Linked DNA regions of Homo sapiens: region 2 is linked to region 1. Evidence: chromatin loops called from intact Hi-C (ENCODE). Cell type or tissue: body of pancreas. All regions are shown on one strand. Links, peaks and the distances in the headings refer to the core of each region. The heading gives the core; the rest is flanking DNA. Region 1 holds the start of LOC124904526 (a long non-coding RNA gene). Region 2 has its middle 17 kb from the start of LINC01703.

Evidence for each region. A loop is a pair of places that touch in the nucleus more often than their neighbours do. Peaks named below come from ENCODE experiments on the same cell type or tissue, not always from the same donor. Only the 100,000 strongest peaks of a DNase experiment are listed, where the experiment ranks them.
Region 2: a loop joins it to region 1, with 7 times the contacts of the local background. A loop is called at or near these places in 1 of 110 quality-filtered maps.

Annotation. Positions count from the first base shown.
Region 1 is chr1:225,475,783-225,487,995 of GRCh38, forward strand. LOC124904526 (a long non-coding RNA gene) reads left to right here and starts at 185. Exons shown (of 2, transcript XR_007066903.1): 1 at 185-828; 2 at 10,772-11,052. ENAH (ENAH actin regulator) reads right to left here. Exons shown (of 14, transcript NM_018212.6): 14 at 11,047-12,213. In body of pancreas, for the core only: a CTCF peak has its summit at 5,315; a DNase peak (open chromatin) is centred at 5,349; H3K27ac peaks cover 585 bases.
Region 2 is chr1:226,094,786-226,106,998 of GRCh38, forward strand. No RefSeq gene overlaps it. Among named protein-coding and RNA genes, the nearest start is that of LINC01703, 17 kb to the left of the region's middle. In body of pancreas, for the core only: a CTCF peak has its summit at 5,847; a DNase peak (open chromatin) is centred at 5,936; H3K4me3 peaks cover 1,188 bases; H3K27ac peaks cover 443 bases.

The DNA.
Region 1 (12,213 bases), core at 1,902-9,901:
GCGGGAGAATCACCTGGGGTCCGGTGACCAGCCTGGCCAACATGGCGAAACCTCGTCTCTATTAAAAATACAAAAATTAGCTGGGCGTGGTGGTGCGCACCTGTAATCCCAGCTACTCAGAAGGCTGAGGTAGGAGAATCGCTTGAACCCTGGAGGCAGAGGTTGCAGTGAGCCAAGATCGGGCCACTGCACTCACTGTCAGCCTGGGTGAGAAGAGCAAAACTCCATCTCAAAAAATAAAAATAATTCTCCTTCCCCTTGGTGAGGAAATGGAGATGACACCTCTTTCTGGCCGGATGGGAAATGGCAGTAAATGGTCACAGTTCCCCTTCCTCTTGGTGGCCAAGGAAGCATTCTGATTGGGCCTAAAGTCGAGGAAACTCCCATTTCCAAAGTGCCTGCTGGGTCCTTGTCAGCCAAGGGAAGACCATCACATATCCATGAAGGTTCATTTTCAGTGTCGACTTGGCCATGGGATGCCCAGGCATTTGGTCAGACATGATTCTGGCATGGCTGTGAGGGTGTTTCTGGATGCAATTTGCCTTTGAATGGGCAGACGGAGAACAGCAGAACGTCCTCCCTGGTGTGGGTGGGCCTCGTCCAATCAGTTGAAGGCTTGCTAGAGCAAAAAGGCTGACGCTCCCACAGGTAGAAGGACATTACCTGCCTGACTGCTTGCGCTGGGACATCATTTTTTCTTGCCTTCAGACTTGCACTGAGACTTCAGCTCGTCTCACATCTTGAGCCTGCTGGTTTTTGGACTGGAGCTACACCATTGGCTGTCCAGGTCTTCAGCTTGCCAACTCACACTGCAGCCTCCATCATCAAGTGAGTCAATTCCTTATCACAAGTGTGTGTGTGTGTCTGAATATACTTGTATGTATATGTCTGAATGTTTATTTTCCCCCAAAGTTCACATGTTGAAATCCTAACTCCCAAGGTGATGGTGTGCATAAGTGGGGCCTCTAGGAGGTGAGGTTGTGAGGGTAAAGCCCACATGAATGGGATTAGTGCTGTTATGAAAAACATATGCACACCACATCCTCTTCGTTCTGCTTCTCTGGAAAGTCCAGACTAATCCAAACCAAAAGAGCAACATGAGGGGCCGGGCGCCGTGGCTGATGCCTCTAATCCCAGCACTTCAGGAGGCTGAGGCCAGGCGGGTTGCTTGAGTGCAGGAGTTCAAGACCAGCCTGGGCAACATAATGAAACCCTGTCTCCACCAAAATACAAAAAATTAGCCGGGCATGGTGGCACACACCTGTAATCCCAGCTACTCTGGAGGCTGAGGCACAAGAATTGCTTGAACCTGAGAGGCAGAGGTTGCAGTGAGCTGAGATTGCACCACAGCACTCCAGCCTGGGTGACAGAGTGAGACCATGAAAAAAAGAGAAAGAGAGAGAGAGAAGAAAAGCTACTTAAAATTGTCCCTGAGGTTGAAATGACTGTGTCAAATTGTTCATGGCAAAATGTCTTGTATTGTTCTCTATCCCTCCTATGTTCCAACTAAATGGGAATTTTCCATTCCCATTCCCTAATTTCTGTGCTCCGACAGTACTCTCTGCCTGGGGCGCCCTTCACCATTCACCCCCAGGGTTGCACTCAGATGCTACCTCCCGCATGAAGTCTTCCTCTGCACTCCCACACACCCTGCTTGTGTCTATTAGGAATCCTTCTGGCTGCAAGCAACAGAACCTCTGACTAGCAGTGACTTAAACAAAGAGTGGTTTATTTTTCCTTAAATAAGCATGGGGGTAGGTGGTTGCCGACATGAGTGTGGTGGCTCAGAGATGCCAGGTCTGGCTCTCTCAGATTCTTGACCTTCCCCTCATGATTACAAGATGGCTGCAGTTGCCCAGAGCATCATACACTCCCATCAAGTCCAAGGAAGAGAAGTGAGGGAGTGGAGCAGGGGAGAGCTTTCTCATTTGCCTTCCTCTTATCTGGGAGAAAAAAAAACCTTCCCAGGAGCTTCCAACAGATGTGCCCAAAACTAGGCCACAAGGCCCCCCTCACAGACCGAGGATGGATCTGCATTCCTGAGATCAAGGGAGCTCCACTGAGGCCTACACGAAATGGGGTTCTGGCAGCAGGGAAGAAGGGAAGGGGAGGCTTTTGAGGAGGCAGCTTCTCCCACATTGCCAGCTGTCCCTTTCCTATCTCCCGCTGTAGATCACAGGGCTGACCATAAAAGGCACTTAAAACATTCTGACTTCATTTTGATTACAGTCTGTGAGCCTCAAAAGGCCTTGAGCAGGAAGAGGTGTGTTCTGACATGCGGTTCACATGGCTCCCTCCGGCCACAGTGGGCTGTATGCAGGGCGAGAGAGGAGGAAGCGGGAGGCTGCTGCGGAGGTTCAGTGACAGGTGGAGGGAGGTTGACAGGACTTGGCAGCAAGGCTGGAAACAAGTGGAGCTCCGGGAGGACCATGCGGGAGGCAGATCCACGGGGCCCACTCACTTATGGGCAGGGGAGCCCAGGAGAGAGTAAAAACTGCCTGGGGATTAGAACAGAGGAGGAGTGTCAAGAGTTTGGTTTGGGTCATCTCGGATTTGAAATGCTGCAGGGCTGTCCTGGAGTCTTGTCCCCAGTGGGCAGGACAGTGGCTCTGGTGCTCAGGAGAGAGGACAGGGCTGAGACACTCCTTGGAGTCACTGGTGTGTTGATGGAGAAAAGGCAAGAGAAGACACGGGAGAGGACAGGCTTTCCCAGGGAGGCTGAGAGGTGGGTGAGGAACAAAGCCTTCAAAAGCACGGATAGCAGCTGGGCGCAGTGGCTCACGCCTGTAATCCCAGCACTTTGGGAGGCCGAGGCGGGTGGATCATTGAGGTCAGGAGTTCGAGACCAGCCTGGCCAAAATGGTGAAACCCCGTATCTACTAAAAATACAAAAATTATTTGGGCGTGGCGGCGGGCACCTGTAATCCCAGCTACTAAGGTGGCTGAGGCAGGAGAATCAGTTGAACCTGGGAGGTGGAGGCTGCACTGAGCCCAGATCGCCCCACTGCACTCCAGCCTGGGCAACAGAGCGAGACTCCATCAAAAAAAAAAAAAAAAAGCACCAATAGTGGGTGACAGCTCCAACAAGGAGACTGAGAAGGAGGCCCCCCAAAAAGAGAGGAGATGGCAGGGCAGGACAGCTCCCAAGCAAAGGGCTGACACAGCTTGGACTTTATAACTCACAGCGTTCTCATTCCTCTAATTCTGGTCTCCAAGAACCTACAGTAAATCCAAAATTTACTGAACTTCACTGTAAGTTCAGCTCTATGGATAGAACTTAGCTCTAAAAGGAAATATTTCAGCTGCTTCTCCTGAACCACAGTAGTCAGTGTGGTACACGCTTGAGCCTTTTAAACAGTCAGTCTTTGGAGAGAAGAAACTAATCTCAATATCTACCTTCTTTCAGTGTTGTAAGAACCGTCCCCAGTTCCTTAGGTTCCTCAACTGAGACTATTTCACAAATCTTTTATATACACAAGCCAACAGACACAGCTAATCCATTTTTGGATGAAAACATTTTGATTTGTGGTTCATGCAAATATTAATATATTCTGCCAGCCAGGCGTGTTGGCTCACGCCTGTAATCTCAGCACTCTGGGAGTCTAAGGCAAGAGGATCGCTTGAGCCCAGGAGTTTGAGACTAGCTGGTGCAACATAGTGAGAACCCATTTCTACAAAGTAAAGATAAATTAGCCAGGCATGTTGGTGTGCGCCTGGAGTCCCAGCTATTCGAGAGGCTGAGGCAGGAGGATCGCTTGAGCCTGGGAGGTTGAGGCTACAGTGATCTGAGATTACACTACTGCACGCCAGCCGGGGAGACAGAGCGAGACCCTGTCTCAAAAGTATAAATGTATGGCTGGGCATGATGGTTCACACCTGTAATCCCAGCACTTTGGCAGGCTGAAGAGGGCAGATCACTTGAGGTCAAGATTTCAAGACCAGCCTGGCCAACATGGTGACACCCTGTCTCTACAAATACAAAAATTAACTGAGTGTGTTGGTGTGCGCCTATAATCCCAGCTACTCAGGAGGCTGAGGCAGGAGAATCGCTTGAACCTGGGAGGCGGGGGTTGCAGTGAGGCAGGACTGACTACTGCACTCCAGCCTTGGTGACAGAGCGAGATTATGTCTCAAAAAAAAAAAAAAAAAAAGAAGTGGCCAGGTGCGGTGGCTCATGCCTGTAATCCCAGCACTTTGGGAGACTGAAGCAGGCGGATCACCTGAGGTTGGGAGTTTAAGACCAGCCTGGCCAACATAGAGAATCCCCATCTCTACTAAAAATACAAAATTAGCCGGGCGTGATGGCGTATGCCTGTAATCCCAGGTACTCGGGAGGCTGAGGTGGGAGAATCACTTGAACCCGGGAGGCGGCGGTTGTGGTGAGCCGAGATCGCGCCATTGCACTCCAGCCTGGGCAACAAGAGCAAAACTCCTCCATCTCAAAAAACAAAGAAGTATAAACATATTTATTACTGCCTACCAGACCATGGATCCAAGGTTTAGCACAGAGGCGTTGATGCACATCAGTGTGGCTTTCCAGAACTCCGCTTTCCCTAGCCTTGCTTTGGGGTGAAGATGAGGCCCTGGGGTGCCTGCCTCATAGCCACATCCACTGCTCCTTGCTGGGCAGCAAGGAGCTCAGGCAAGCAGGCTGGGTCCTGAGGTACGCGTGGTAATTCGTCTGAACCGATTAAGGGAATCTCTCCTCTTTGCAGATGAAGAGTAGTGGGATGGGGCCAGCTCTGCCTGAGATCTGAAAGTCACCAGGGGCCACAGAAAAGTTTCCTGCCTGAGAAGAACGGAAGGGATGCACAAGGAGGAAACCTCCTCCCGGGAGCTGAGGCAGTGACAGTGGCCCTGAGGAAAGGCAGGAACCTAGCGGTGGCATCCAAAACTGTGGAATTAACCAACCCGGGCCCTCGTACCTCAGGGTTGAGAGTCACGTGTGCTAATAAACCTGTAGGGTAAGACCTAAAATTTAAACCCAACACTATGTGCTGCCTTGATCTCTGCTCCAGTCGGAAGGGCCAGGTGTGACCGAGCTGCAAGTTCCCCTCCTCACTCTTTTCTCTCAGATAAGGCCCCCCAGCCAAACATCCCTCCTTACCCAGGGGACCAGGCAGGGCTCCTGCTCACCCACCAGCTGTGGGTTTCACTTCCTTACCAGCCTGTGGAATTACTTAAACAAGTCAATCATATTCTCCGGTGGGAACCAGGGGTCACCACACCCTCTTGCTACTACCACCAAGCCTGCCTCCCACAGCCCCTGCTGGCTCCCTCTGTTCCTGAGTGCAGTTCCCATGGGGCCCTGTGTGGGGCACTGTCCTCCTCCCCTGAGCTGTGAGTTCAGGTTACTAATAACCTGCTGTCAATCGCACCTGTCCAGTATCAGGTGCTGTGTGTTTGGCCATTGCTACAATCCCAGGGCAGGAATCCTTCTCTCATTAACAGGTGAATAGGAGGAAATTAAAACTGTTATTTACATAAGCTGCTTTAAGTCAGGTGTTATTTATGGCTGGACGCAACGTGTCATCTAAGCCCAGGTGCTCCTGTAATACCAGTTACTCCTACCCTGAATGTCTCCCACTTGTACTCGCTTGACACGGACTCAGGAAAGCATCAAGCCAGTGGGTTTATTTCCTGCACCCATAGCGTGACAGATCACAGAACCTGATCACCGTGTGGCACATCCATGAATCCAGGTAGCACTGGCACGGCTACTCTCAACAACTGTCCAGGAAATGAGAGGCCGTTCTGTTTCCTAAAGGGGCCAATATATTATTTTTATTTTCCCTCTGGAATACTTAAAAACAATTTGTATTGGTGGTTTTTTAAAGGGTTATATTTTCTACATTCTAAATGTGCAGAAGAACGTGCTTTCTGGCAGACAGGGAGTATGTCACACATTTTTATGTCTTCTGTGCCAGAACCTTAAAATCGTTTTCTTTTTAAAATCAGACTAAAACGTTCATTAGGACCTCTGAAGCTCCCTAGAAACCATGCAGTCTAATGTGGCATGTGCCGGGATTTCAGAGGACAGAGCAAAATGTTTCCAATTCTTTCCCAACCTCTCCAGCTCACCTCCTGTCTTGCCTCCACCCCACGGCTCATCTTCCAACCTTGCCCATTTACGGGGCCTGTTGCAGAACAGCCCATGCACTCTCACACCTGCAAACTGCTCGTTGCTCTGCCAGAAATACCTTTGCCCCTCTGATGCCCAAGAACACCTGCTCATTCTTAACAGCTCGTCTGTTAATTCCAGGTGAATTGACTTCTCCATCACCACCAAGCAGCTGACATTATTTCCCCATCTGTTTGTATATCATTCTGTATAATTTATTACACTCACATTGTAATTTTTGTTTTGTAAACCAATTTAAGCCAAATTGTTCACTGATCTACTTGTCTGCCTCCCCCTAAACACACATGGACTTAGGGACCAGGGCTCTATTTTAGAGGCAAGTAAATGCTTCTCCCTCTCCCTTGCCTTACAATTCTAGGGAAAGAAGTGTCATTCCATTCGTATCTGGGTGTTGAGGCCCTTGTGTATTTGTGATGGGGTTTATTATGGGAAGAGAACGTTAAGCTGATCTACCATCTTGGGTAAAATCTTTTCAAGCTCATTCACATAATTTACAAATTACTTGGAACTGGCTCCTGTCTGAATTCCAATTACCCTCCATCCTCCCCACACTTACAGCTTTCTCTAAGTGAGATTTGGCAGGGCAGGGGGACCGGCGGGGGAATGAGGCACCAACTCTGACCAGCTGCCTCTTTGAGCCGTCGCTGTCTGGCAGGGCTGGAGCTAATGATTTCTATGGTTACCCCAAATTATGAACTCTGATCGTTCTGCGATCCTTGGCCCTTTGACATGCCCCTTTTATAATCATGCTTTTTGAGTTTACAGTTCCAGCCCCATCCTTGCTGTTCAGTACCCACTCCTGCTACGTTAATCCACGAGGATTCCGGAAAGCAGCTCTGAAATTTGGAATTCCAACAATGCCTGCATTTGCTCATTTGGAGGCATTTCAAGCAGCTATTTTTATTCTTTGTTCACATCACCAGGTTTCAAGAAAGCACCCGAGACACTGTGCCATTAAGTGTTGAGTCAGGACAGGAGATCTGCAAGGCAAAAACAAATTCCCCTTCCATTTCCACCTGCTGTGCACACTCCCAGCTTCTGGACCCTTGCTGACCTACGCGTCTCAACATTTACAAGATAATCTGACACATGGGATTGATATCATGTGGAAAAAGTCTTTTCCCTTCTTTTGAAAACTTAGGAGAGCTAGAGAGCTTTGGGACTTGAACAGCTCCCAGTTAAGTTATAATAATAATAAATAATCTTTGGCAGTGGCTCATGCCTGTAATCCCAACACTTTGGGAAGCCAGAACAGGAGGATTGCTTGAGACCAGCCTGGACAACATAGCAAGACTACATCTCTAATTACATTTTTAAAAAGTAAAGCACTTTTTTTTTTTGAGATAGAATCTCGTTCTGTTGCCCAGGCTGGAGTGCAGTGGCATGATCTCAGCTCATTGCAACCTCCGCCTCCCGGGCTCAAGCGATTCTCCTGCCTCAGCCTCCTGAGTAGCTGGGATTACAAGCGCCCACCACCACGCCCTGATAATTTTTGTATTTTTAGCAGAGATGGGGTTTCACCATGTTGGCCAGGATAGTCTCAAACTCCTGACCTCAGGTGATCCGTCCATGGGTTTTCTCCATGTTGGCCAGGCTAGTCTGAAACTCCTGACCTCAGGTGATCCGTCCACCTTGGCCTCCCAAAGTGCTGGGATTACAGGCATGAGCCACTGCACCCAGCCACTTTTTTCATACTGACAAAAATTACTGGTACTTAACACTGGAGATTTGTATCTAACCATCCACTTCATGCCCCAGATTACTAGACAGAAAGTGGAATCATCTCCTTTAATCAAGCAAATTCCCGTCTCATAATGGGGCTGTGGGAATTTCTCTAGAGGACATCATTTAGGGAAAAACAAAGAAGGCAGCCACTTCCTTGGCCTTTGGGTATGTGCTCTTGCTTCTTGTGCCCTGAGAGTGAGACCCCTTTATAATCTGCAGCTCAGGAAAGAAATGTCTGGTCCATCAATTGACAACTTGTTAGGAAGCAATGCTAAATGAACGAAAAAATTAATTTCATTGAGTATAAACTCACCTTATTGGAGGAAATAGGCCTTATCTTCTAGGTAAATGCTTGCAATAAATGTAGACATGAATAATATCGTTGTTAAGAGGGAAGGAAAGTTGTATTCGAAACTTAATTCCACGTTTCAGGGAAACAGAATGAGACCGCAGTTAGTTAGCTGTCCAAGGCAGGTTCGGTTCTTTCGTTGGATTGTTCCCTGTGCTGCCCGTGGGGCCATTCACAGAAGGGAGCTACGACGGAGGGAGGCTCGCAGCCCCGCCAGCTGACATGCCCATAAATGGCTCCAGCACTGCTAGGCACGTTTAGAAGTGGGTCAGGATCTACTGAAGCTGAACGCAGGCATACGCTGTGACCCACCAACGCTATTCCTAGTCACACACCCAGAAGAAACACATCCATATGTTCACCAAAGACACATGCTAGAATATTCATAGCAGGACTACCCATAATAGCCCTAAGCTGGGAACTACGATATCACGAGGACAGACAATCCACCACTACACACACTACGGATGATCTCACATGCAATATTGGGAGAAAGGAACCAAGCACAAAATAGCAGGATTCCTTCACATCAAGCACAAACACAGCAACCTCGGGGGTCAGAAGTCAGGAGAGGGGTGATGCTGGGAGGGAGTGGCTGGAAGGAAACACGAGGGGGCTTCTGGGTCTTGACGTCTTTTCTCGCTTTGGGTGCTGTGCAAATGGGTGTAGTTTGTCAAGATAGTGAGCTGTATGCATACGTACACTTTTCTGTCCATATGTTTTACTTCAATAAAGTTTTTTTAAGGCTGAGCATGGTGGCTCATACCTGTAATCCCTGCATTTTGGGAGGCTGAGGTGGGAGGATTGAGCCCAGGAGTGAGACCAGCCCGGGCAACATGGCCAGACCCCATCTCTAAAATTAAAAAAAGTTTTTTTAAAAAAGCCAAAACGTGGTGGGCAATCCCAGCTGTGGAGGCTCCTGACAGCAGCCAGCCCTTTTGTGGGGCTTCAGTGGCCTCATCAGTGGGGCCCCATCTGTCCCAGGAGGCCTGCTCACCTCGGCTTCCCAGCTGGCTGCGACAGGACCTGTCTGTAGGGTTCCAACACTTCACCCAGCGGCAGGAGCTGTGGCAGGAAAGGCCCAACTCAACGCGACACATTTTTTGCAAACCAGCTTCCTGGCTTCTCAGACTCGTTTTTGTCTTGGGGGTCGGGAGTGATGACTTAAGAGCTATAATCATCCAAGGATAGACATCACTGTCATATCCCAGGTGACTTTTAAAAATGCTTTGAAGCATACATCTCCAATGCCTTTACCCACAGGAGTGGCCTTGCAATATTAAAATTGGTTCAACGCTGTGTTACTCCTCAGTCAGAGGCCTTTGCCATGAGAGCCTGTGGCCAAGGAGAAATGACAAATGAGTGGTTCTTTCTAGCTTGTTCACAGAGAGACGCCTTGAACTTCACCCACATAACCCCTCCATACTAGTGTCTGCAGCTGTCAGTGTGGTGACAGAGGCTATCTCGCACTCTATGATACTGTCACTGTCAGCTGGGCCACCTGGGTGGGGAGCCTCAGCCAGATACCCCCAGCATATTGAAACCATAGAAGCTGGAGCTGGAATGACCTTTGAAGACCTAAACACCTCACTTTACAGCTGAGAGGAGAGAAGGCTAAAATACAACTCCCGGACTCAGTGCCCAGGTGCCACGGTGTCCTTGCCCACACTGCCCAGGGCTAGGGTAGCAATCTCATGACAATAAGCTCCAAAAGTTACTGGGAACTGAGGGGCTTCACAAATCTTTTCAGCATATAGTCTCTTAGGGTCTGGCCTCTTTGCCATAACACAATGGGATTCAGCCTAGAATGAAAACATCCAAGAATACAGAAGGCTGGGTCAGCTCATGACTGCAGTGGCAAAATGCATTCCCCTACAGCCCCTTTCCGCTGTACACCAAGGGCTTCTCAGTTGAAAAGGAGAGGAGAGGTAACAGACATTCAGTCTATTTAGAAATGAGGCTGGCAAAAAAGGAGGTGACAAGTTACTCTGGTTCAGTTGATGAACCTTCTTTTCACCTGAGCCTTCTTTTCACCTCCCTGACATCAGAGAATGAAAACAAAGACATCATACAGAAAAGTGTGGCCATTAAAAGGATCACACCCTTTACACTAATGTGCCAGCAAGCTCCTCACAAACCACAGACTCCCAGATATTCTTAGCTGAAAGGCACCTGCCTCTAGGGACCTCCAGTGAGGGGCAGGATGGTCACAAAGTGAGAACACCAAGTCCTTTTTTTTTTTTTTTTTTTTTTTTGTAGAGACGGGATTTCGTCATGTCACCCAGGCTGGTCTTGAACTCCTGGACTCAAGCAATCCGCCCACCCCTCCCAAAATGCTGGGATTACAGACATGAGCCACCATGCCCGGCCTGAGAACACTAAGTCTTATGTCTGTCTTCAGCTCTTCAAAGCCCCAAAGCACTTGCACCATTGTGTAGTTTTGCAGTGGTCCCAGTACTGGTTCCTGCAGTAAGTACGCTTAATACTAAAATGCACAGGGCATTTGGTCCTGGAGGAAAATAGCACGTACATGCAGCTCGTTCATTTACCAACAGGCTGTTCACTGGCTTTGGACGCCTCCAATGAAGAGGTCACCAAGCTTTCCGTCATAGAGGAGCAGCAGCATTCAGGGAAAGGATGGCGGATCGCAAAACACTCCCCTTGGTGACAGGCTGAAATGCAGAAGGACCAGTATAGAACGCTCCTCAAGCTTTTAGAACTGAGCGTATTTTAAGGTCAGAATCACAACCAAGACAAAAGAATGCAACTCTTTTCATGTCGTATACCTTTGGTAAATTAAGAGCAACTGGTAAAATAAATACAAATCTCATTTGAATTAAGTATTTCATGTTTTTATTTCAAAAGAAAAAAGGATACCAAGAAGCAGAAGAATGAAGCAGTTAAAACCAGCAAAGCTGCAAAGTAGGAAAGAAAGCTGAGGGAGAGATTGATCCGATTTCAACGATGTGGCCACTTAATGCAAACACAGGGGTCTGATGCTGCAAACCTAAGTCACATGAGTCCAGTGACTTCAGCAGGTCCACTGATCCACCACAGTGACAGGGCCAGGCCCCTTCCTGCTGAATCCTAACTTTACACATTCTAGACACATGTCATGCACATACAGGTTACACTTTATGGTTACATGAAATTGCATGCAATTCACACAGAGAATCATTTTGAAGGCACTGTATTTTGCAGCAGGAGCTGCTACTTTCTGGCAAGTCCTTCCTAGGTTGGCTCACAAGTGGTCCTCCTTTTTATTTATTCCTATATGAAACTTTGGTCCAAAAATCAGGTGCAGTCTGATCCTACCCTCCCAGCTGTTTTAGTTTCATGTCTCACCTTCTCTTCCACGTTCCCTTCTTAAACGTAGATGTCAAGCTTAGAAGATGTTTCCTGACAATGAGATCCTGTTTAATTCAGATTTTCAAACAACTTGAGTCAAGCAAGCAGGAGCTTATAGTATGTTGATTTAAAACAAGTTGTTACCAGTTTCCCTTACCCTTGAATTCGGCAAGGCCCATTAATTCACAAATTCCATGATAAGATACATGAGGTTCTGTATGCATAGTAAATGATTTCTAGTTACAATTAAAATACAGCCTTGTATATGTTTAAGTCAACCTTAACTTTTAAAACATGACTTCAGTATACGCAACCTTAGGCTCACTTCCAGATTATAAAGTCCCATTCATGGGGTGCAAATGTTTACATTGTTAGCAAAGAAAATAGCTCTGCATAATCTTTTGACATACATGCACACTTCTAGTTCTAAAATTCAGAGCAAAGCAAGATGACAAGAGATTCCAATTCCAGCATATATTATGAAAGGTTATGGACTGTGACTATCCATCCTTTTGGACCATAAGAAATTCACTTTTAAATTTTTTCTACTGTGCTGTTCTACTATATACTTTTGGTCTATCAACTTGGTAGGCCTGAAAAAAAAAAGTATTTAACCTTCTAAATCTCATAATAGAAATTATGTACGTTG
Region 2 (12,213 bases), core at 1,751-9,750, 620 kb after region 1:
ATCCCTGGCACCTGCCATAGTTAAGGGTGGGGGGCAGGGCTGGTGGGAAAACAGGATGGGGGAGAGAAAGAGAAGCAGAAGAGGAAAATGCTGGGGAAGGAGAATGCCCTGGGTTTTACAGGGTTCTGCAGTTTAGGGTCATTCTTCTACCCTCTCCCACCTTTGCTCAGGGCTTGGGCACATGCTCTTCCTTCTCCTCCTGTACACTCCTGCCCGCTATCCAGCAAGGCCTCTCCACCCTGAGGAAGCATCAGTTTAAAAACCACCTCTTCAGCTGGGCCTGATGGTGCATACCTGTTAGTCCCAGCTACTCAGGAGGCTGATGTGGGAGGATCACTTGAGCCCAGGAATTGGAGGCTGCAGTGAGCCGTGATCATGCCACTGCACTCCAGCCTGAGCAACAGAAGGAGACCCCATCTCTAAAAAACCACAAGAAAAACAAAACCCCACCTCCTTGAAGAGATCTTCCCTAGCAACCCCCACTCACCTCTAGAATAGATCCCTTCCACCCTGTTTTTCCTTCAGTGTGAGATTTCTAGATTTATTTGTCTGATTATTTGCCCCCAAGACCATCAGCTCCAGGAGGGCAAGGACTGTGTTCACTTTGCTCACTTCTGTATACAGCACCCAGCATCATGCCTGGCACAGAGTTTGGGAAGGGGACGATGATGATCCCTTGTCTGCACCTCAGAGAGGCAGCAGGGACTGTGGGCAGGGACCTCCAGGCCATAAGGAGCTGGAGGGAGTCCTAGAGGGTGGAGGGAGCGAAAGCAGGCCAGAGAGGCAAAGGGGCAGGAGACATGTGAGGGCATTCTAGGTGTGGGGAATGGCTTATGCCACTGTCCAGGTGCATGAACCTATCAGGGAGTTGGGGAAGACAAAACTCTTGGTAGTGGCTGTAGCAGAGCAATGGTGAAGGAGCCAGTCTGCCGCAGCCACTCTTCAGGACTTTGCTTTCCTGGGGCCAGGTTGCAAACAACCTTGAAGCTTGACCAGGGTATGTGGACCTTATCCTAATTTTTATGGGTTTTGTTTGTTTGTTTAATCAGAGACAGGGTCTCTCTATGTTGCCCTGTTTAGTTTCCAACTCCTAGACTCAAGAGTCCTCCTGCCTCAGCTCCCCAAAGTGCTGGGATTACAGGCATGAGCAGCCTGGCCTATTGGAGGTGGTGTGTGTTTGTTTGTTTGTTTGAGACAGAGTCTAGCTCTGTCGTCCAGGCTGGAGTGCAATGGCACCCTCTCAGCTCACTGCAACCTCTGCCTCCTGGGTTCAAGCAATTCTCCTGCCTCAGCCTCCTGAGTAGCTGGGACTACAGGTGCACACCACCACGCCCAGCTAATTTTTGTATTTTTAGTGGAGATGAGGTTTCATCATGTTGGCCAGGCTGGTCTTGAGCTCCTGACCTCAAGTGATCCGCTCGCCCCCGCCGCGGCCTCCCAAAGTGCTGGGATTACAGGTATGAGCCACTTTGCTTGGCCCCTATCCTAGGTTTTTAAGTAGGGAAGTAACATGATCAAGCTTGTCTTGCTCAGAGCTCCCCTCGGAGGAAAGGCTGGAGGAGGTGACTGAAGCTGTTGCCTTGAGGACCCAGTCTGGTCTCCAGCCTCAGTGCTTCAAGGACAGGGTCCTTGCTGTATAGAGCTACTGGTGATTCAGACACAATCCACCTTGTGTTGCCTGCGGCTGACCTCCACTGGCAGGTGCCCTCTCCCTCTACAGTGGAGGTGTATGCGCTCAGGCAATGCAGGCTCAGCCCAGCTGTGGTCCCCCTGGAGGCAGTGAGCCCTTTGAGAGGTCTGAGCCAGGGGTGGTGGTTCACACCTGTCATCCCAGCAGTTTGGAAGGCTGAGGCTGGAGGATTGCTTGAGGCCAGAAGTTTGAGACCAGCCTAGGGAACATAGCAAACCTATCTCTACAAAAAAAAAAAAAAAAAAAATTAGTCAGATGTGGTGGTGTGTTCCTGTAGTCCTACCTACTCAGGAGGCGGAGGTGGGAGGATTACTTGAGCCCAGGAGTCCGAGGCTGCAGTAAGCTAAGGTTGCATCATTGCACTCCAGCCTGGGCAACACAGCAAGACCCTGTCTCTAAGTAAATAAATAAATACATTTTTTTAAATTAAAAAAAAAAGAGAGGGAAATCCAAGCCAAATCCTCCAGGGGTCAAAGTCCTGCTGTCCTCCCCTGCTCTGCTCAACCCCAGCCTACCTCTGTGTGGGGTGGGGGTGTCGGGGGAACCCATGCCGCTGAGCAAGGAGCTCCCTCAGCTGGTCTATTAGTCAGGTGAGGCTAGGTTCTACCGCAGTAAATCAGCCCCAAACTTCAATGACTTCACACAACAAAGTATATTTCTCAATCATGTTATACGCTCAGTGCAGTGGAGAAAAGAGGATGGAAGGGCAGGGCTCTGTTCCACCTAGGGTCTCAGGGATCCAGGTTGCTAGAAGAGCCACCATCTAGACAATCACCAGTCACCATGGCATGGGAAGAGAGGGCATGGAGAACTTACACCTTTTGATCCAGTAGTGACACATGTAAACCAAAAAGTGACTGAGGCAGGTCTCAATTGATTAGAAGCTTATTTAACCATGATTGAGGATGCAAAAAAACCAACAAAACAAAAACAAGTCACAGAAGCATCTACAACCTGTGATTTTTCCAAGGAAGGTTTCAGGAACTTCAGTATTTGAAGGGGAAAGAGCAAGCAGAAGAGGAAAAAAAAAAAAAAAAAAACGGGGTAAGGGGGCTGGGCGTGGTGGCTCACGCCTGTAATCCCAGCACTTTGGGAGATCCAGGCAGGTGGAGCACCTGAGGCAAGGAGTTCGAGACCAGCCTGGCCAACATGGTGCAAACCTGTCTCTACTACAAATACAAAAATTAGCCAGGCATGGTGATGCATGCCTGTAATCCCAGCTATTTGTGAGGCTGAGGCATGAGAATCACTTGAACCCAGGAGGTGGAGGTTGCAGTAAGCCGAGATCGCTCCACTGCGCTCCTAGAAGGGTAGACAATGAGGCAAATGGATACAATCTTAGGTTCCTATTAGCCTTAGTGAATGTACCTTTTACATGTGAAACAGAGGACCAAGTCAATTATGCAAAGTCTTGGGGTAGGAGGAGGGATGATTTCTAGTCTTGTCCTTATCCTGTCCCTGTGAAGATAAGCTGATAATTGACATTGTCAGGGTGAAGTTTAACAGAACTTGATTTTAGAACTAGCTTATAGGGGAATGTGTATTCTGAAAGGTTTAGGGGCCCACAGGGAATTTCCTTGTGAACAATTTGGGAAATATGTAGCCTTCTATTGTTGTGGGAACCTGGCTTACGAATGAGGCTATGACACAGGATTGTGAAACTACCGCTATCTGTTTGGGAACAAAAGGAAGGCAGTTTTTCTGTGACTCAGTTCCCAAACTTAACTTTCCCTTTGGCATAGTGAGTTTGGGGTCCCAAGACTCTGTTTGCTTTCACATATAGGTCACACTTCCGATTATAGCCAATTGGCCAGCACTAGCCCACTGGCCAGCAGCCAGGGTTCTGGAAAGGTAGAAGAGCCCACGGGTACTCAGTGGGCAGTGACTGTCTGTTCAGCCAAGTGCAAGCCAGGTTGGAGAGCAGGTTGGCTCCTGCCTGGACATAGGAAGATGGATGACAAAGGATGCCCAGAAAGGTGTGGGCTCCTTCCCAGTTACCTCCAGCCTCCATCTGCTCTCTGATTCCTAGAGCACAGCTCAGAGAACATCAGTTCCACTTTCCCCCAGCTTACCCAAAATATAGCCCCTACCCATTCTGGCCTCAGCACAACGCTGCCTGATTTCTCTCCACTCTTTCTCCCCTCCCCTCCCCCTGCCCTCCCCATCTCCCCATACCTCCCAGCTCCAACCACACGAGGCTCCCCCTGCTCTGTAATATATACTTTATTTCCTTTACCCCTCCGGGAATGTTCTACCCCTCTCTGCTCACTAGAATCCCACCCATTCTTCCAAATCTAGCTCACTTATCACCTGGTCCATGAAGATTCTTCCCACAGAATATCCTCTGCTTCCTCTCACCTCACAGTCTCCTACAGATGAAATGCCCAGCCCACAGCTCCCCACTGAAGGGGCAGCCCCAGGCAGACCATGTGATCCCATTCCCTATCCCAGCCACAGTGAGGTGGATCCACACGGCCACTCTGTTGCCTGGGCAGTGGCCTATGAGGTGGGGCCTGGTGGGAAGGATGAGATGAGCTAGGTCTATCAAACTCTCTTTAGATAACTTTTTTTTTCTGGAGATAGGGTTTTGCTGTATCACCCAAGTTGGAGTGCTGTAGTGCAGTCAGGGCTCACTGCAGCCTTGAACTCCTGGGCTCAGGCAATCCTACCACTTCAGCCTCCAAAGAAGCTGGAACTATAGGCATGTGCTACCATGCCTGGCTAATTTTTTTAACTTTTTATAGAGACGGCGGGATCTTGCTTATGTTGCCCAGGCTGGTCTGGAACTCCTGGCCTCAAGCAACCTTCCCACCCCAGACTCCCAAAGTGCTGGGATTACAAGTGTAAGCCACTGTGCCAGCCAGCCAGTGTTTTCTTGCTGTGTCCTCAAAGAGAGAAAGGAACTAGTGAGCTCTCTGGGCCTTTCTTATAAGGTCACTAATCCCAGTCATGAGGACTTCACCCTCATCTCATCACTTCTCAAAGGGCCCACCTCATAATACCATCATTTGGGGATTAATCACCTCCTTTGAGAATGAAAGTTAAAAAAAAATTGGGGGTTAAAATTTCCACATACAAGCCAGTCATGGTGGCTCATGCCTATAACCCCAGCACTTTGGGAGGTGAGGTGGGAGGATTGCTTAAGCCCAGGGGTTCCAGACCAGCCTGGGCAACACAGGGAAACCCCATCTCTATAAAAAGTTTTAAAACTAGCCAGCTGTGGTGGCATGCCTGCAGTCCCAGCTACTTGTGAGGCTGAGGTGGGAGGATCACTTGAGTCTGAGAGGTTGAGGCTACAATAAGCCATGACCACATCACTGCACTCCAGCTTGGGTGACAGAGTGAAACCCCATCTCAAAGGAAAAAAAAATTTTTTCAACATATGGATTTGTAGGGGTGGCACAAACATTTAGACCATAGCACATCCAACTCTGTAATTCCTACCTCTGGGCTTTTTATGTAAGAGACAGACACACATAACTGGATTCAAGTTGACTTCATTTCACATAAGCAGTGTCTTCTTAAAGAACAACTTGTCAAATACAATTTTCATTCACTGACTTCCACACTGAGGGAGGATACTGGGTCCTAAACAATGTTTTCCTAAAATATTCTGTGCAAACCAGATTTTAACCAATGTAGTCATTGTTCTCCACTGACTTACTTTATGAATATTAATGATGACTTTTATATTCAGCGTTCACTTCGTGGTGACACCTAGCTAGTGTTTAGTTTTTCAAAAATTTCACTCCTTGGACCATTGGGTAATAACCAGCAAACAACAGGTAAGAGTCCCAAACTGCTGCTTGAAAGAGAAAAATCCCTTTGGAAGACCACGGTAATAACTACTACTAATGTGTGGGGGTTTTGTTTGTTTTTTGTTTTTGTTTTTGTTTTTGTTTTCAGAGGGAGTCTCGCTCTGTCGCCCAGGCTAGAGTGCAGTGGCACCATTTCGGCTCATTGCAACCTCCACCTCCCGGGTTCAAGCGACCCCAGACTCCCGAGTGGCTGCGATTACAAGCACCCGCCACCGCGCCCGGCTGCACTCTAGCCTGGGCAACAGTGCAAGAGTCCGTCTCAAAAAAAAAAAAAAAAGAGTAATAGACTGTATTTCCCGAAGTATATTCATGGCCTTGGATGTTGTTAACAAGCATTAAGATTTTAAAAGGGCCCGAGGTCAAACCATTTAGGAAGAATGCCTAATTCCCACAGTTAAGGCTCGGTGGGTGGGCGCATGCGCACAGGATCCTCGCCGTCAGGCACCTGCGGAACACACTTGGAAATCGCTTTTTCCGGAGGCCCAATTTCATTTCATTATACACCACACCACACTGTGCTGGGCTGTGGAGGAAGAACGGGAAGCAGTTTTGGTCCAGTCCTCCAGGACCTAGTTTTAGGAAGAGGGTGGCAAGGCAAAAAAAAAAAAGAAAAAAAGAAAAAAGAAAGCACAAATCCAATTACAGTTATGAGTTTATGACAAAGTTTCTATAAATGACGGACCGCATACAGACAGGGCCCCATAAGATTATGATGGAGCTGAAAAATTCCTATGGCCTAGTGATGTCATAGCCTTCTTAAGTCTTAGCGCAACCAATGCATTACTCACGTGTTTATGGTGACGCTGGTGTAAACAAACCTACTGCACTGCCAGTCATATAAAAGTATAGCAGAGGGGTCCCCAACCCGTGGATCAGTACTGGTCCATGGTCTGTTAGGAACCGGGCGGCACAGCAGGAGTTGAGCGGCGGGCCAGCCCCCAAAGAAAGCTTCATCAGTACTTACAGCCACTCCCCAACACTGGTTTTGCTGCCTGAGCTCCGCCTCCTGTCAGATCAGCAGAAGCATTAGATTTTCCTAGAATCGGAAACCTATTGTGAACTGCATATGCCAGGGATCTAGGTTGTGCACTCCTAATGAGAATCTAATGCCTCATCTGTCACTGTCTCCCATCACCCCCAGATGGGATGTCTAGTTGCAGGAAAACAAGCTCAGGGCTCCCACTGATTCTACATTATGGTGAATTGTATAATTACTTCATTATATATTACAATATAATAATAATAGAAATAAAGTGCACAACAAATGTAATGCACTTGAATCATCCTGAAACCATCCCTCCCCCTTACCCCAGTCTGTGGAAAAACTGTCTTCCACGAAACCAGAACCTGCTGTCAAAAAGGTTGGAGACCTCTGGTACAGCACATATAATTATGTACAGTACATAATACTTGATAATGACAACAAATGACGATGTTACTGGCTTATATGTTTACTATGCTATATTTTTTATTGTTATTTTAGAGTATAGACCTTCTACTTATAAAAAGAAAAACACATTAACTGTAAAACAGCCTTGGGCAGGTCCTTCGGGAGGAATCCAGAAGGCATTGTTATCATAGGAGATGCCAGCTCCCTGCATGTTATTGCCCTGGAAGACCTTCCAGTGGGACAAGATGTGGAGGTGGAAGATGGTGATGTTGATGGTCCTGACCCTGTGAAGGCCTAGGCTACTGTGTGTGTTTGTGTTTTAACAAAAGAGTTTAAAAACTAAAAAAAGCCGGGCATGGTGGCTCACACCTATAGTCCCAGCACTTTGGGAGGCTGAGGCGGGCAGACCACCTGAGGTCAGGAGTTCGAGACCAGCCTGACCAACATGATGAAACCCCGTCTCTACTAAAAATACAAAAATTAGCCGGGCAAGGTGACGCACGTCTGTAGTCCCAGCTACTTGGGAGGCTGAGGCAGGAGAATCACTTGAACCCGGGAGGTGGAAGTTACAGTGAGCCGAGATTGCACCGCCGCACTCCAGCCTGGGTGACAAGAGTGAGACTGTCTCAAAAAACAAAACAAAACAAAACAAAAAAAAGTAGTACATTATAAAAATAGAAAAAAGTGTATAGAATAAGGATATAAAGAAAGAAAATGTTTTTATACAGCTCTACAATGTATTTGTGTTTGACGCTAAGTGTTATTACAAGAGTCCAAAAGTTTAAATTTTTTTTAAGGGTCTCGCTGTGTCACCCAGGCTGGAGTGCAGTGGAGCAATCTTGGCTCACTGCAACCTCTGCCTCCCAGGTTCAAGTGATCCCCTAACCTCAGCCTCTCAAGTAGCTGAGACTATAGGTGTGCTTCACCACCCCAGCTAATTTTTGTATCTTTAGTAAAGGTGGGTTTTGTTTGTTTTGAGACAGAGTCTTGCTGTGTCACCCTGTCACCCGGGCACAATCACTGCTCACTGCAGCCTCAACCTCGTGGGCTCAATCGATCCTCTTGCCTCAGCCACCTGAGTAGCTGGGACTACAGGTGTACACCATCATGACCAGCTAATTTTGTTATTTTTTGTAGAGATGGGGTTTCACTATGTTGCTCAGGCTGATCTCAACCTCCTGGGCTCAAGTGATCTGCCTGCCTCGGCCTCCCAAAATGCTAGGATTACAGGCATGAGCCACTGTGCCTTGCCTAAGAAAATTTTAAGTCATTTTAGTGTACACTGTGTACAGTGTTATAACATCTACAGTAGTGTACAGTAATGTCCCAGGCCTTCACAGGCACTCACCACTCACTCACTGAGTCTCCCAGAGCAGCCTCCAGCCTTGCAAGCTCCATTCATGGTAAGTGCCCTATACAAGTGTACCATTTCGTTTTGCATTGTTGTTGTTGTTGTTGTTGTTTTAGAGGTGGCGTCTCACTATGTTGTCCAGACTGGAAAGCAGTTGCTATTTACAGGCACGATCATCACCCACTACAGCTTCAAACTCCTGAACTCAATCAGTTCTCCCACCTGTCTCCCTAATAGCTGGAACTACAGGCATAGGCCACTGCACCCGGCCGGGGATACCATTTTTTTCTCTTTTTTTAAATTTTTTTTTTTTTTTTTTTGAGACGGAGTCTCGCTCTGTCGCCCAGGCTGGAGTGCAATGGCGTGATCTCAGCTCACTGCAAGCTCCACCTCCCGGGTTCACGCCATTCTCCTGCCTCAGCCTCCTGAGTAGCTGGGACTACAGGAGCCTGCCACCTTGCCCGGCTAATTTTTTGTATTTTCAGTAGAGACGGGGTTTCACCGTGTTAGTCAGGATGGTCTCGATCTCCTGACCTCTTGATCCACCCGCCTTGGCCTCCCAAAGTGCTGGGATTACAGGCGTGAGCCACAGCGCCCGGCCTCTTTTTTAAATTTTTAATTTAATTTTTTTTGAGATGAAGTCTCGCTCTGCCACCCAGGCTGGAGTGCAGTGGTGTGATCTCAGCTCACTGCAACCTCCGTCTCCTGGGTTCAAGCAATTCTCCTGCCTCAGCCTCCTGAGTAGCTGGGACTACAGGTGCATGCCACCACACCCAGCTAATTTTTTTATTTTTAATAGAGATGGAGTTTCACCATGTTGGGCAGGCTGGTCTCGAACTCCTGACCTCAAGTGACTCACCCGCCTTGGCTTCCCAAAGTGCTGGGTTTACAGGTGTGAGCCATCATGCCTGGCCCATATTTTTTCTCTTTTATACCATATTTTCACCATACTTTTTCTCTGTTTAGATACACAAATACCTTTGTGTTACCAGTATTCAGCACAGTAACATGCTGTACAGGTTTGTAGCCCAGGAGCAATAGCCTACGCCGTGTAGCCCAGGTGTGTAGTAGCCTCTACCATCTAGGATTGTGTCAAGGACACTCTAGGATGTTAGCACAGAGACAAAATCACCTAATGACACATTTCTCAGAATATATCCCTGTTATTAAGTGATGCATGACTGTACTCAACACTGCTAGAAAGGCGAGTCCAGAGCAGGACTCATCAGAATGCAGCTGTCTTAGCTGAGAGAACTCAGTAACCTGCACAGCCCCACAAACCATGGATAAGAGGGAGGCTAGGGCCCGAGTTCACCTGTGTCCCAAGGAGAGACAGACTCTGTGGGGGTTGGCAAGAAGAGGAACTGGTCCTGGATGTGGGAAGGAAAGGGAGCCAGTGCTGCCCAGGCCCTGGAGCATACAAGAAGCAAAGGAGATGGCATATGCCTTCACTGGGAGCTGTTTTCCTTCAGTCTTATAATAAAAAGAAGAGTTCTGATGGTGGGATAGGTAAGGGGATAACTGCAAATGGGGAACACCGATTCAGAGGCAAATCCAAAGTACCAAATTGAAGCAATCAGAAGAGAACTTCCACAAGTTCCCACCACTGCCTCACGCACCGCCCTGCATCTGGGCCCAAGAATTCTGCTCTCCCTGTTGTACCTATGAGTGAACCCTCAACCCCCCGGCCAAGACTCCAGCTGTCCCTGTGCATGCCACCCAGCTCCCTCCCACTCAGGACTTCCGCTCCAGCCACTCTGGCCTCTCCGAGTCATCCCCATCAGCAGGACGCATGCTGCTATTCCTCCCAGCTATACAAGAGCCCTTCCTGTCACACCTCCTACTCCAGTCACCCCTCCCTTCTTCCTTTACAGCAAAACTCTGCTGATGAGTCCATTCCTGCGGATGAGTCCATTTCTGCTCTCTCCTGGACCTATTCCCATCAGGCTTGGCCCTCGCTGTTCCTCCAAAACTGCTCTTGCCAGCGTCACCATTGCTGAACTTGGTGTTCATCCCTTGTCCTCATTACTTGATCTTGCAGCAACATCCATCTGACCAGATGGCTCCCTTCATCCTGGTAACGCCCTCTTCCAGGAGCTTCCAGGACAACACACGTACCTGGTTTTCCTCCTACCTCTCAGACTGTTCCATCCCAGGCTTTTCTGCTGGTTCTTCCCCATATCACTGGCTTCTGCGTAAAGCAGTGCCCCAGAGTGCAATCTGTGAACTCCTCTTCTCTAGCCATACTCCCTCCCAAGATTGACGCTATCTAACAGAAATTTAATGTGAACCACATGTGTAATGCAAAATCATCTAGTAGCCACTTTTTTTTTTTTTTTTTTTTGAGATGGGGTCCCACTCTGTTGCCCAAGCTGGAGTACAGTGGCATGATCTTGGCTTGTTGCAACTCTCACCTCCCAGGTTCAAGCGATTTTCCACCTCAGCCTCCTGAGTAGCTGGCACTGCAGGCATGTACCACCACGCCCAGCTAATTTTTGTATTTCAGTAGAGACAGGGTTTCACCATGTTGGCCAGGCTGATCTCGAACTCCTGGACTCAAGCCATCCACCTGCCTTGGCCTCCCAAAGTGCTGGGATTACAGGCATGAGCCACCACACCCAGCCGCATTTTTTAAAAAGTAATAAGAAGGCCAGGCTCGGTGGGCTCACGCCTGTAATCCCAGCACTTTGGGAGGCCAAGGCAGGGGGATGGCTTGAGTCCAGGAGTTCGAGACCAGCCCGGCCAACATGGTGAAAGCCTGTCTCTACTAAAAATACAAAAAATTAGCTGGGCGTGGTGGTGAGTGCCTGTAATCCCAGCTACTCGAGAGGCTGAGGCACAAGAATCACTTGAACCCAGGAGGCAGAGGTTGCAGTGAGCCGAGATCACGCCACTGCACTCCAGCCTGGGCGACAGAGTGAGACTGTCTCAAAAAAAAAAAAAAAAGTAATAAGAAACGGTAAAATTATTATTATTATTTTGAGATGGAGTCTCACTCTGTCACCTAGGATGGAGTGCAGTGGCATGATCTCGGCTCACTGCAACCTCTGCCTCCCGAGTTCAAGTGATTCTCCTTCCTCAGCCTCCCAAGTGGCTGGGACTACAGGGATGCGCCACCACGCCCAGCTAATTTTTGTATTTTTAGTAGAGACGGGGTTTCAGCATGTTGGCCAGGCTGGTCTGAAACTCCTGACCTCAGGTGATCCACTGCCTTAGCCTCCCAAAGTTCTGGGATTACAGGCATAAGCCACCATGCCCAGCCAGTGAAATTAATTTTAATAACATTTTATTTATCCCAATGTAGCCAATTAGTATCATTTAAACATGTAATCAATAAAAAACTATTAATGAAATATTTTAGTTTTTGTACTAAATATTTGAAATCCATTGTATATTTTTCACTTAAAGCTCACCTCAATTTGGATGCTAAATTTTCATCAGAAAATCTTGATAGGTATTTAGATTTCATAAACTTGGCTGCTGAAAAAGTAGATTTATATACTTGAGTTGTTCCAAACATACTTAAAACATTTTCAATAACTGAATCAGATATCGGTTTTCAAATTTAAGTTAATTAAAATTAAAAATTTAGTTCTAGGCGGCCGGGCGTGGTGGCTCACGCTTGTAATCCCAGCACTTTGGGAGGCGAGGCAGGCAGATCACAAGGTCAAGAGATTGAGACCATCCTGGTGAACATGGTGAAACCCCGTCTCTACTAAAAATACAAAAAAAAAAAATTAGCCAGGAGTGGTGGTGGGCGCCCATAGTCCCAGCTACTCGGGAGGTTAAGGCAGAAGAATTGCTTGAACCCTGGAGGCAGAGGTTGCAGTGAGCCGAGATCGCGCCACTGCACTCCAGCCTGGCGACAGAGCAAGACTCCGCTGCAAAAAAAAAAAAAAATTTAGTTCTAGGCTGGACATGGTGGCTTATTCCTGTAATCCCAGTGTTTTGGGAGGCCGAGGTG